Linked DNA regions of Mus musculus: region 1 is linked to region 2. Evidence: chromatin contacts called from ENCODE Hi-C or POLR2A ChIA-PET data. All regions are on one chromosome and are shown on one strand. The core of a region is the stretch at or near the end of the contact, and the rest is flanking DNA. Distances in the headings are between cores, read along the strand shown.

Evidence for each region. A loop is a pair of places that touch in the nucleus more often than their neighbours do. ChIA-PET counts read pairs that join two places held with the same protein, here RNA polymerase II (POLR2A).
Region 1: a map of heart shows a loop between it and region 2 (5-fold over the local background). The contact joins the promoter of Mthfd2l here to the promoter of Cxcl1 in region 2. A Hi-C loop is called at or near these places in 1 of 37 maps with a recorded cell type or tissue (heart). POLR2A ChIA-PET finds 5 or more read pairs at or near these places in 1 of 5 experiments (Patski).

The regions. Positions count from the first base shown.
Region 1 is chr5:90,928,124-90,932,869 of GRCm38, reverse strand. Mthfd2l (methylenetetrahydrofolate dehydrogenase (NADP+ dependent) 2-like) reads right to left here and starts at 1,674. Exons shown (of 8, transcript NM_026788.1): 1 at 1,437-1,674. The coding sequence starts at 1,552.
Region 2 is chr5:90,888,033-90,893,112 of GRCm38, reverse strand. It overlaps Cxcl1 (chemokine (C-X-C motif) ligand 1), which reads right to left and starts at 1,868. Exons shown (of 4, transcript NM_008176.3): 1 at 1,733-1,868; 2 at 1,520-1,643; 3 at 1,324-1,404; 4 at 1-605. The coding sequence starts at 1,802. The coding sequence ends at 590.

The DNA of each region.
Region 1 (4,746 bases), core at 425-2,924, 40 kb before region 2:
CAAATTCCTCCCCACCCGAGATACACCAGTCTGCTGGTGTTTCTCATCTTCACAGCCAGCCTTGCCTTCAGGTAAAGCGGTCAGGGCCAAAAGAAAGGTCAAAAAAGTACCACCATATCCGAACTTGGTTAGTGCCGTCTTAAAAAGCAAAAACGCTACAAAATGGCATTTCTTTTCTTACATAATTGTAATCTGCATCAAACAGAATGGGAAGCAGGCAGGCACAAAGTAATGTCTTTTATCATCACAGTTTGAAAGAAATAGTCTTCCAAAACAGACTGCACCTTTAATTCTAAGGTATCAGAGTTCAAACCCAAGGCCTGCCACCAGACCAAACTACAAATTGCAAGATGGGAAGTTTCTATGAATGGATGGATATCTATGTGTTTGTGGGTGTGGAGCATGTGGCTACAACCAAATACTGAGGTTGTAACTGTTGTTTCAGTAGGAATTAGGCAAGGAGCAAATGGGGAGATGGAGACATCGAACTGATGAAGGGACATTAATCAACTTATACACTAACAAAAAAATTACCATTATTCTAGAGGGAAGCACTAAAAACTTGAAATTCCAAGGATAATGATTTAAATAGGATACTCTTGGTAGACAACCCCTTCAAGTCTGGATTGCAAACAGAACCCTTACAAATCTGTTCTTCCAAGGGAGGAGAGCACTCTGGCTAAACAGCAAATCCCAACGCTGCTACTACAGGCCAACAGTGTACAGCAATAGAATTCCGAAGCTGTATCATTTACCACACATCCTCTTCTATAGACCTAGTCACTACAAACCATCTCCGAAGTTAAGACTACAGAAAGAACTTTAAATTTCAGTGACTCAAAACTAAGATCCAAATACGTATGATGGGGAGTTAATTTAAATCACACAGCACCTATGGGCACAGCCTCACTGTACTTTTCCTTGAGGACACAAAGTGACTATAAACCGTCAAGCGAGAGTCTCCAGCCACCTAAGAAGCACTGGAAGTTTACAAATGAGTTTTTCTGAACTCGAAGGCCCTGGGCAAGACACTATGCATTGCTGTTGTTCCATAGGTTGGATTCCCCAGCAGACAAGGGACGCTGCGGCAGCGTGGCCTGTTCCTGGGCACCACGGTGTCTTTTCATTGTCCCGGGCAGCAACCAAATCCGAAGGCTGCCAAGCGCCCTACAAGCGGAGAGGCCAGCCTGGACTGCATGCAGTTTAAGGAAACTGTAAGACATTCCGAGGTGGGAAAGATTACAGCAAGCCGGTGACAAAGGACTAAAGAAACAGAAACGCTGGACTACAGGTCTGCACAGCGCCTACTCCTCCTCGCACAAGAACAGTCTGAACAAAGCCGCGGCCCATTGCCTGAGCGCCTCGCACCGCGGCCACCCCGGGCCTCCGCAGGCCCCGCCGCCGCCCAGCGCGCGGCCCCTGCCCGCAGCTCCTACCTCCGGCCGCTGCTCCCGAAGCCGCGCCACGCGCGCTCGGCGACGCCCGGGGCTCGCACAGGCCCTCGGCCCAGACGGCCCCGGAGCAGCGAGAAGCCGCGGGCCCGCGTCGCCATGCCTCGCCGTCCGCCTCCGGGGGTCCCGCGGTCAGCTCAGCGACACGCCCGGGGCCCTCAGCAGGGTTCCGGGGCGCGGGGCGGGGCCGAGCCCCGAGAAGGCAGAGGCGGCACCGCTGGTGGCCGCGGGGTGGCGGGCGACTTGGCTCCAACCCGTGCACGCTGTCGCCACGGGAGCACAGGGAAGTCCTCGGCCGTTCTTGCAGGCAGCAAGGCCCCCTTGTGCCCCAGGCCCAGCTCTAGTCCCTGGTCTCGTTTCCATGGTTACAGGGAGGGCAGCTTGGAGCAGTAAAGTTGTTGCAGGTCTTTGCTTTTCACTCCCTGTGCGACCTTAAGATGCATTGAAAAAGAAACTCAAGGAGAGGAAGAAACAAAGATGTCCTTGGGATTTCTATCAGTCTTCAGCATCCTTGACACTTCCAGAAGATCCTAGAGTTTGTGGAACCTTAAAGCAGAGGGAGTTTGCAATGAGAAAGCAAAAATCATCTGCAAAGCTAACAGGAAATATTCCTCCCAAGGTCAAGCTGTGGCAGTGATGCGAGGGGCAAGAGCTGTTTAGACTACTGTCTGACTGAGGAAACTAGTTATGGAAAGTCCCAGATGTTAGAGAGCTTGTTCTGTGAAAAAACCATCAAGAACAGTGGTGCAATGTCTGTCTGGTAGAAGGCATTTAATCACAGAAAGAAAACATAGAAGAAAATCTTGGCATCGAGACTTTTTATGTAACACTTTATCATAGTGTATAAAAAAAATTTAAATTTCTGCTGTGGGGGAAAAATAAACCTGTTAAGAGAATGAAAAGGCAAGGAAAAAGTTTCGTTGAGGGGTGGGTGTTTGTAAAATACTTGTTGTGAACTTGTACCCCAAATATACAAGTGTAGTCTCCCCTCCCCCAGCCTGAAACCTGCTTGCTCAGGGGTGGAGCTTCCTGCTCATTCGTTCTGCCACGCCCACTGCTGGAACCTGAGGAGCCACACACGTGCACCTTTCTACTGGACCCGAGATTATTCGGCGGGAATCGGGTCCCCTCCCCCTTCCTTCATAACTAGTGTCGCAACAATAAAATTTGAGCCTTGATCAGAGTAACTGTCTTGGCTACATTCTTTTCTCTCGCCACCTAGCCCCTCTTCTCTTCCAGGTTTCCAAAATGCCTTTTCAGGCTAGAACCCAGGTTGTGGTCTGCTGGCCGGACACAACAATTGGTGAACCAACTCGGGACTGAGAAACGGCAAAGGATTTTTGGAAGAGACGCTGCTGGTTCGGAGCTCCATAAAATAAAGGATAAGGGAAATTCATACCGGAGAAGGTATGGGCTAAGCTGAGACAGCGTTAAACCCGAGCGCTGGTTCACTTAGGTTCAGCAGTGAGGAGCTGGGTAATAGGCGGTAGGCCGTAGCTCTCCGAAGCTACATGAGGTGTGAGAAAAGAAAGGGTTTATTAAAAGGAATAGGCAGATTGCCCCAGTTAATAAAAAATGCATCATAAGGGAGGAAAATGTCCCAAAAAGCAGAGAGAAATATCTCTCTGGGCCTTATAGCAGGAGTACTCTGTTCCCTTTTGTGTCTTGTCTAATGTCCGGTGCACCAATCTGTTCTCGTGTTCAATTCATGTATGTTCGTGTCCAGTCTGTATGAATGAATGTTCTATGTTTTATGTTGGATAATAAAGATGGTATAAAAAACTTTATCTGCAAAGCCGAGAGCTGCCACGTGTTTCAGCCAGGAATCAGACACATGGCGGGAGGGCCCCTGCTGGAAAAACTGTTCGTTTTAGGAAATAAGGGCGAGTGCACAGCCTCTAAGTTTCGGAGTAAAAAAGCTAATAAATGGTTTATGATTAATGTGTTTGACAATGGTAAAGTGTTTTTTATTCTATGATTGTAGCTACAAAAATTATTATTCTCTGATTGGTCTAAATGTAACTGCTTCATTTGGTTCTTTTTTATTGGTAATGTGCTCTGAGTGTTTTCACAATCAGCTCATAAGTTGTTGGTTAAGATTAATAATTGTTACATTGCTACAGATGGTTAGTGTTAAATTTGATAACTCAAGTTTAGAGTCCTTCCGACACATGGCATAAGGCAGCCCAAGAGGCTGGGTCTCTAAAGATATTTCTAGTTTAGGTAATAATTAATGTGGTTCGTATCCTAAATAGTAAAATTTAAGATAAGATTTAAAGCAACGTCTTTTTATTAAAAAGCATTAAAGCTTGCTTTAATAGGTATTCATAGGTATTAATTGACATCCAAACTTCGTAATATGATAGTAATGCTTCTAATATTGATTTTAAAGATAATAAATTGTTTTAAACTTGGGTTTTACTTTCCCAGGGTTGTAGGTATTATCCTAACCTTGCACAAAAACTTAAAAATTATGGTTAAAACTGCTATTGTTCCATTGACTGCAGCTTGCAGTTTGACTTCAAATTTAAGATCTTTAATTCACCTGTATACTGTAATTAAGATAATTACAAGAGTAATCATCTTATGAGAGCGCTCATACAGCTCACTTCGTACAAAACGGTGACAGAGTTATCTAGTTATGTTTGTCTTTGTAAATAGATTAGACAAACAGTTTGGTTATAGTTGCTGCCTGGCAGGAAACTGCAGTACGGGCAATTTTTTCACAACACTAAAGTTGTAAAGAACGTTTTAACTGTAAGTCATCTTAAGAAAGAGTATCAAAATTTAGAGGCGTAGACAGTTATATTGTTCCTCTAAAATCGGTCCTTATTACAGGAGGGCCAAGATGCTCAGATTAAAAAGTATTTTATGTTTGAGTCAATACAGGGCTCTGGGCAGCCCCAGAGCGGCTTGTGGCCTTTCTTTTGTTTTACAAACGGTGCCTGAGAAAGATTTTTCCCTGTGTTCAAGAGAAATTCTTTTTAACAGTGTTGCAGATCTATTCAGATGTTTAAAATAATGCTTAAATTCAAAGAGTTTTGCTTCTAGTGAACTGTAATCACTAGAAAATTTTGCCTCTAGGTATGGCTAATGTAACTTTACATTATGTAAGAAAAAATTTTATTGTTTCTGCTTCTATACAAGAAGCCAAGAGTTTTAATCTTTCAGTGTATATTGTTTCCTAAGTAAAAGGTATTTTATTAACTAATGCTTCTTAAAGTTTACCTTAAATCCTTGCTCTCACCCAAAAGATTCAGAGACAATATCCTTTTATTACTTAGGGTTTTAGTTT
Region 2 (5,080 bases), core at 619-3,118:
ATAAAACTTTTATTTTTACTTCATTTGTAACAGTCCTTTGAACGTCTCTGTCCCGAGCGAGACGAGACCAGGAGAAACAGGGTTAAAGAATGTAAAAGGGCATTATGCCCTACCAACTAGACACAAAATGTCCAAGGGAAGCGTCAACACGTGCGTGTTGACCATACAATATGAAAGACGACTTTCAATAAATAACTGACATTCTTTTCAAGACATACAAACACAGCCTCCCACACATGTCCTCACCCTAATACATACAAAACATAATACTAAACTCTATCTCTCTGCACTTCTTTTCGCACAACACCCTTCTACTAGCACAGTGGTTGACACTTAGTGGTCTCCCAATAAATATTAGTTTAATGAAATATTTTAAGCCTACCCATCTTTAAACTGAACAAGCAGAACTGAACTACCATCGATGAAATGTATCCACACTGTTAAATATTAATGTAAAATAAAAACCACACACTTTGTGGAATAAATAAATACATAAATAAATAGGACCCTCAAAAGAAATTGTATAGTGTTGTCAGAAGCCAGCGTTCACCAGACAGGTGCCATCAGAGCAGTCTGTCTTCTTTCTCCGTTACTTGGGGACACCTCTGCAATCAGAAAAGAGTCATTGTTACAAATAGTCATCAAAGCCTTTCTTCTTTTATTCCAGCCCCTGAGGCTCCAGATGGGCTTTCTACATGTCTACACTTGCACCCAGAGTTCTGTACTGTCGGTTCCTGTGGAGTCAATCACTTGACTTGGAAAACAAAAACAAACAAAAACAAAAACAAACAAACAAAAACCTACTTCAGCATGGGTTAATTTACAAGTGTGACTTTAATCCTCTCTCACTCACAACTCTGTGATATAGCTGCTATTATCTCCCCTACTTGGCTTAAATTCAATAAATTATGTAACATTCACAGAGACCTTAGCCTTGAACTCAGGGAAATCTCACTGGCAAAAGAAGGCTCGGGCATGCTTTGCCAGCCCCTAAGGAGACTTTTAAAGGCTATTGGCGACTTCTCCATCTTTTAGGAACTGTTGCCACTGACCATTTGCATAGGGGTTTTGAGTGTGGTAATAATTATACACAATAGTAATTGTGTAATATACAATAGTAATTGTGTCCAAGAGGACACAATTCTCTAGCATCAGAACCAATTAATGATCTCAAATTAAGGTCAATTACCAAAATAATAACCACAACTTTCCGACCTCCTGATAAACACAGACTTTCCTTGATAGAATTAACGTTCAGGGGTCATATGCCAGTACTCCCACCCTTGACTCTAGTCTCGGGTACAAACACAAGTCACAACTCACTTTAGCATCTTTTGGACAATTTTCTGAACCAAGGGAGCTTCAGGGTCAAGGCAAGCCTCGCGACCATTCTTGAGTGTGGCTCTGCAGAGAGAAGGATAGACCCACATGTTAGGCATTCCCACTAGGAGAAGTGTGGGGGCGCGGGAGGGTTTGGGCGAGTCTGGAAGTGGCAGAAGCTAACCGGGAAGATACTCACATGACTTCGGTTTGGGTGCAGTGGGGCCCTGAGGGCAACACCTTCAAGCTCTGGATGTTCTTGAGGTGAATCCCAGCCATGGTCTGCAGGCACTGACAGCGCAGCTCATTGGCGATAGGCGCCCCTATGGGAGAAGACTCTTGGTCAGCGGGACTGTGGGAGGCTGCGCTCACCAGAGGTCCCTCCTCCCCCAGTGGCAGTGGCGAGACCTACCTGTGGCCAGGCGGCTGGTGGCCAGCAGCAGCAGCGCTGCACAGAGAAGCGAGCGGGTGGCTGGGATCATGGTGCTGTGTTGGAGTGTGGCTGGAGTCTGGAGTGCTGGAACTGGTTAGAGGCTCTGAGTCCTGTTGTGGAGCTCTAGGGCTCCCGCGAGCCCCTTTTATGCTCGAAACTCCAGAGCTCCGGGCCAGGGAAATTCCCGGAGTACAGGGTGTTTCCCTGCAACCGGAAAGGACATCGCTCCTCCCCCTTGCTCCACTCCCAAGGATTAGACTCTGGGATTTTTGCTTTTTGCCCCAAAGTCCCAAAGGGGAGGGAGTGACGTGCTTCGCTGGACAAGTGACGGCTGGGGGGTTGGGGGGGGGAGGAGTAGTGAGACTTCAGAGTCTCCAGTGCTCAGGGCGAGGTGGGTCACACGCGTTATGTGCACGTGGGCGCCACGCCACCTAGGATTCCACTTGGTGTACTACAGTGATTTGCGGGGATGGAAGCTTGTCTTGTTTTTTGAGTGTGGCAGATTAACGCATTCTTTAAAAAGACATCTACCCTCTCTTATCCCACGTGAGGTGGTTTGCTTTTGCCAACTGTTTTTGTGGTAAATCACAGTTGGTGGTTTGTATCAGGGAGGCATGTGAAGAGGGTGAGGAGAAAGATCACTGTCAAGGTTAGGTCCCTGTTTATTTTAGAATGCTGTAGCAATCTCCTCTTTGTTTTTTGAGCTTGGGAACTTCCCGAAAGTCCGAACTCCCGGTGTGGTTCCTGAAGCATCCCTACCCTGCTGTATAGCAGGTCATATTTTGTTTTGACTAAGGAAAGTCCACGGGAAAGCTGTGGGTTTTTTTCTGGGCTGAGGAGGGGGTTCCTAGATATAAAAGGCCACAGATGTCACAAGCACCAGTCTAACAGCAAAGGGCTATGGCTTTATATAACTATTAGTCTACTTGTACAACTATTTTCATGCTATCTGAATCTATCTGTATTGTAAAACTGAGTCTTTGAATATTATTATTATTATTATTATTATTATTATTATTATTATTAATTACTACTCAGGGTTACCTAGAACTAGCTATTGAACTTCCAAGCCTTCTCCTCCCACCTTCCAAGTGCTTCTTAGACTCAGGAGCCAATACACCAGACTTAGATAATTACTGACATATTTGTTGCTCTCTATTTAAACAATTTCAGAATCTGCCTGAATGCAGTCTTAGGTCTCCAGATTGTTGTCGTTATTGTTGTTTGTTTGTTTGTGTTTGTTTTTGTCATTGTTGGTATTTGAATGTAGATCCTAGCTGAACATCCATTGATTCTATGTCTCTGTGAGGGAGAACTGGAGCTATCATGTAAGAAACCCTTGGTCTGGGTGTACTCTACATGTGGAGCTACAGAGGCAGCCTGACTATTAGGATTAAAACTTCAGCTTCAACGAGTCCCCACGCAATGGTCACTGGCAATCTCTCCAACCTCAAGTATGTTTCTCATCTGTAAAAGAAAGCCAATAGTAGCATTTGCTTCACAGAGCTGATATACTAAGATGAAATGTGCTAGCATCCGGGTGCTATTTAAGCATTTTGCAAATAGCTACCAAATAAAGGAAGAGACGTGGTACTCTACAACTTTATTGGCAACAAATTGAATGATCATAAAGGTGGGGTACTCAGATTAGGATTAATGCCCCATGAGAGTTCAGAGGTCATCTGTGCTGAGTCTTACTCCCTTCTTCCCTGAGGTCTCTGCAAGGAAATGGTAGCCATCTGCACAGGAGAGTCCTTCACCAAGCACTACACCTGTTTCCAAACTTCCTAAGATTAGCTGTTTTGAAGGGTACCGTGATAAGAGAATTCCTCCTTGTTTTACTATAGCTGGATGCCGCTGATATATACAAGCTGCAAATCACAGAACAACCTACTGGAGTCATGTCTTAAAAATAGAAGCTCACTAGGGCTGGAGGAATGGCTCAGCAGCTAAGAGCATGTTCTGTTCTTGCAAAAGAGGTAAGTTCAATTATCAGGCAATTCCCAATCATCTGTAATTCCAGCTCCAGGGACAGCTAACGCCTGATGCCTCAGCCGGCCCCTGTACTAACATATGCGCATCCACACTCAAGTGGATGAGTGAATGTACACAGTCAATGTAAAACATTTCCAATCTTTATTAAGTCTCAAAAATGTCCCTCATAGAACTAATATAAAAATACAACCACTTAACATCTGTAAAGTATCCTTCAAGTAAAAGTTACTGAAAGTAATGTTAACTAAAGCAAACCAGTAAGATATGAAATTATTGAAACTAAAAAATAACATTTTATACATTCCATTCAGTAAAAGGAAAGGCATAAATACAGAACGTACAATAGTGGTTGCCCAGGAGAAAGGGATTTAGAAATTTATTATTATTGTTTGTATGTGTGTGCATGTGTGTTGGATGTATGTGGAGGGTGCATGTGGAAACAGTGGTTGACACTGGGATGTTTATCTTGATTGCTTTCCAGCTTGATTTGGAGTCAGGGCTCCCCATTAACCTCACAGCTTTGGATAGACTGGCTGGCTGCCGAACCCTGGCATCTGCCCGTCTATCCAGGCCTCCACAGTGCTGTGATCATAGAGACATGCATTCAGTCACTCCTCATCGTTATTTTGGTGCTGGACACGTGAATTTAGGTCTCAATGCTTGGACAGCAAGTATTTTACCCACTGAACCATCTTTCCAGCCATGGAAGTTATCAAACAGACGTAGGGTTTCCATTTATATGATGAAGGCATTTTGGAAATGGATGGCAGTGATGGTTGCACAAGACTATACAAATATCATCAAGATGTACATTTTTTGTGATAAATTTTATGGCTCTTTTGTCATGATAAAAATTAAACAGAGTAAATAAAATGAATAAGTAGTAAATAAATCTGTTGAGGTTAATGGGTTTTATTGATTTTTTTTACTTAGCACATGAGTTACGGGGAGTTAAATTTTTTAATATAAGAAACAATATCCATGGAGATGCTGCGGATACAGGGAGGTGAGCTTAGGAACTGTCACGCTGAAGAAGGAAAGTAGGTTTACTTTACTGAGGAATCAAGTCCAGTGAAAGAGCTGTGTGCTCCAGAGGATGGATTTCTGGTTAGGATTTGAGAAAACAATGTTGAAGGTCCAAAGGTAGTGGACATTAATGGACCAAAGGATTGCAAGACCTGGGAAGGCCCCACTAGGATCAGAAGGCATCACATACCGTTTCATAAAAAAAAAATTATCAATTTACACAATTCCATTTACAATAAATAGTATTGTATAATTTGAGGATAGAAACAGGATAAAGTTAGTGAGGATGGAAACCTTAAGCCATAG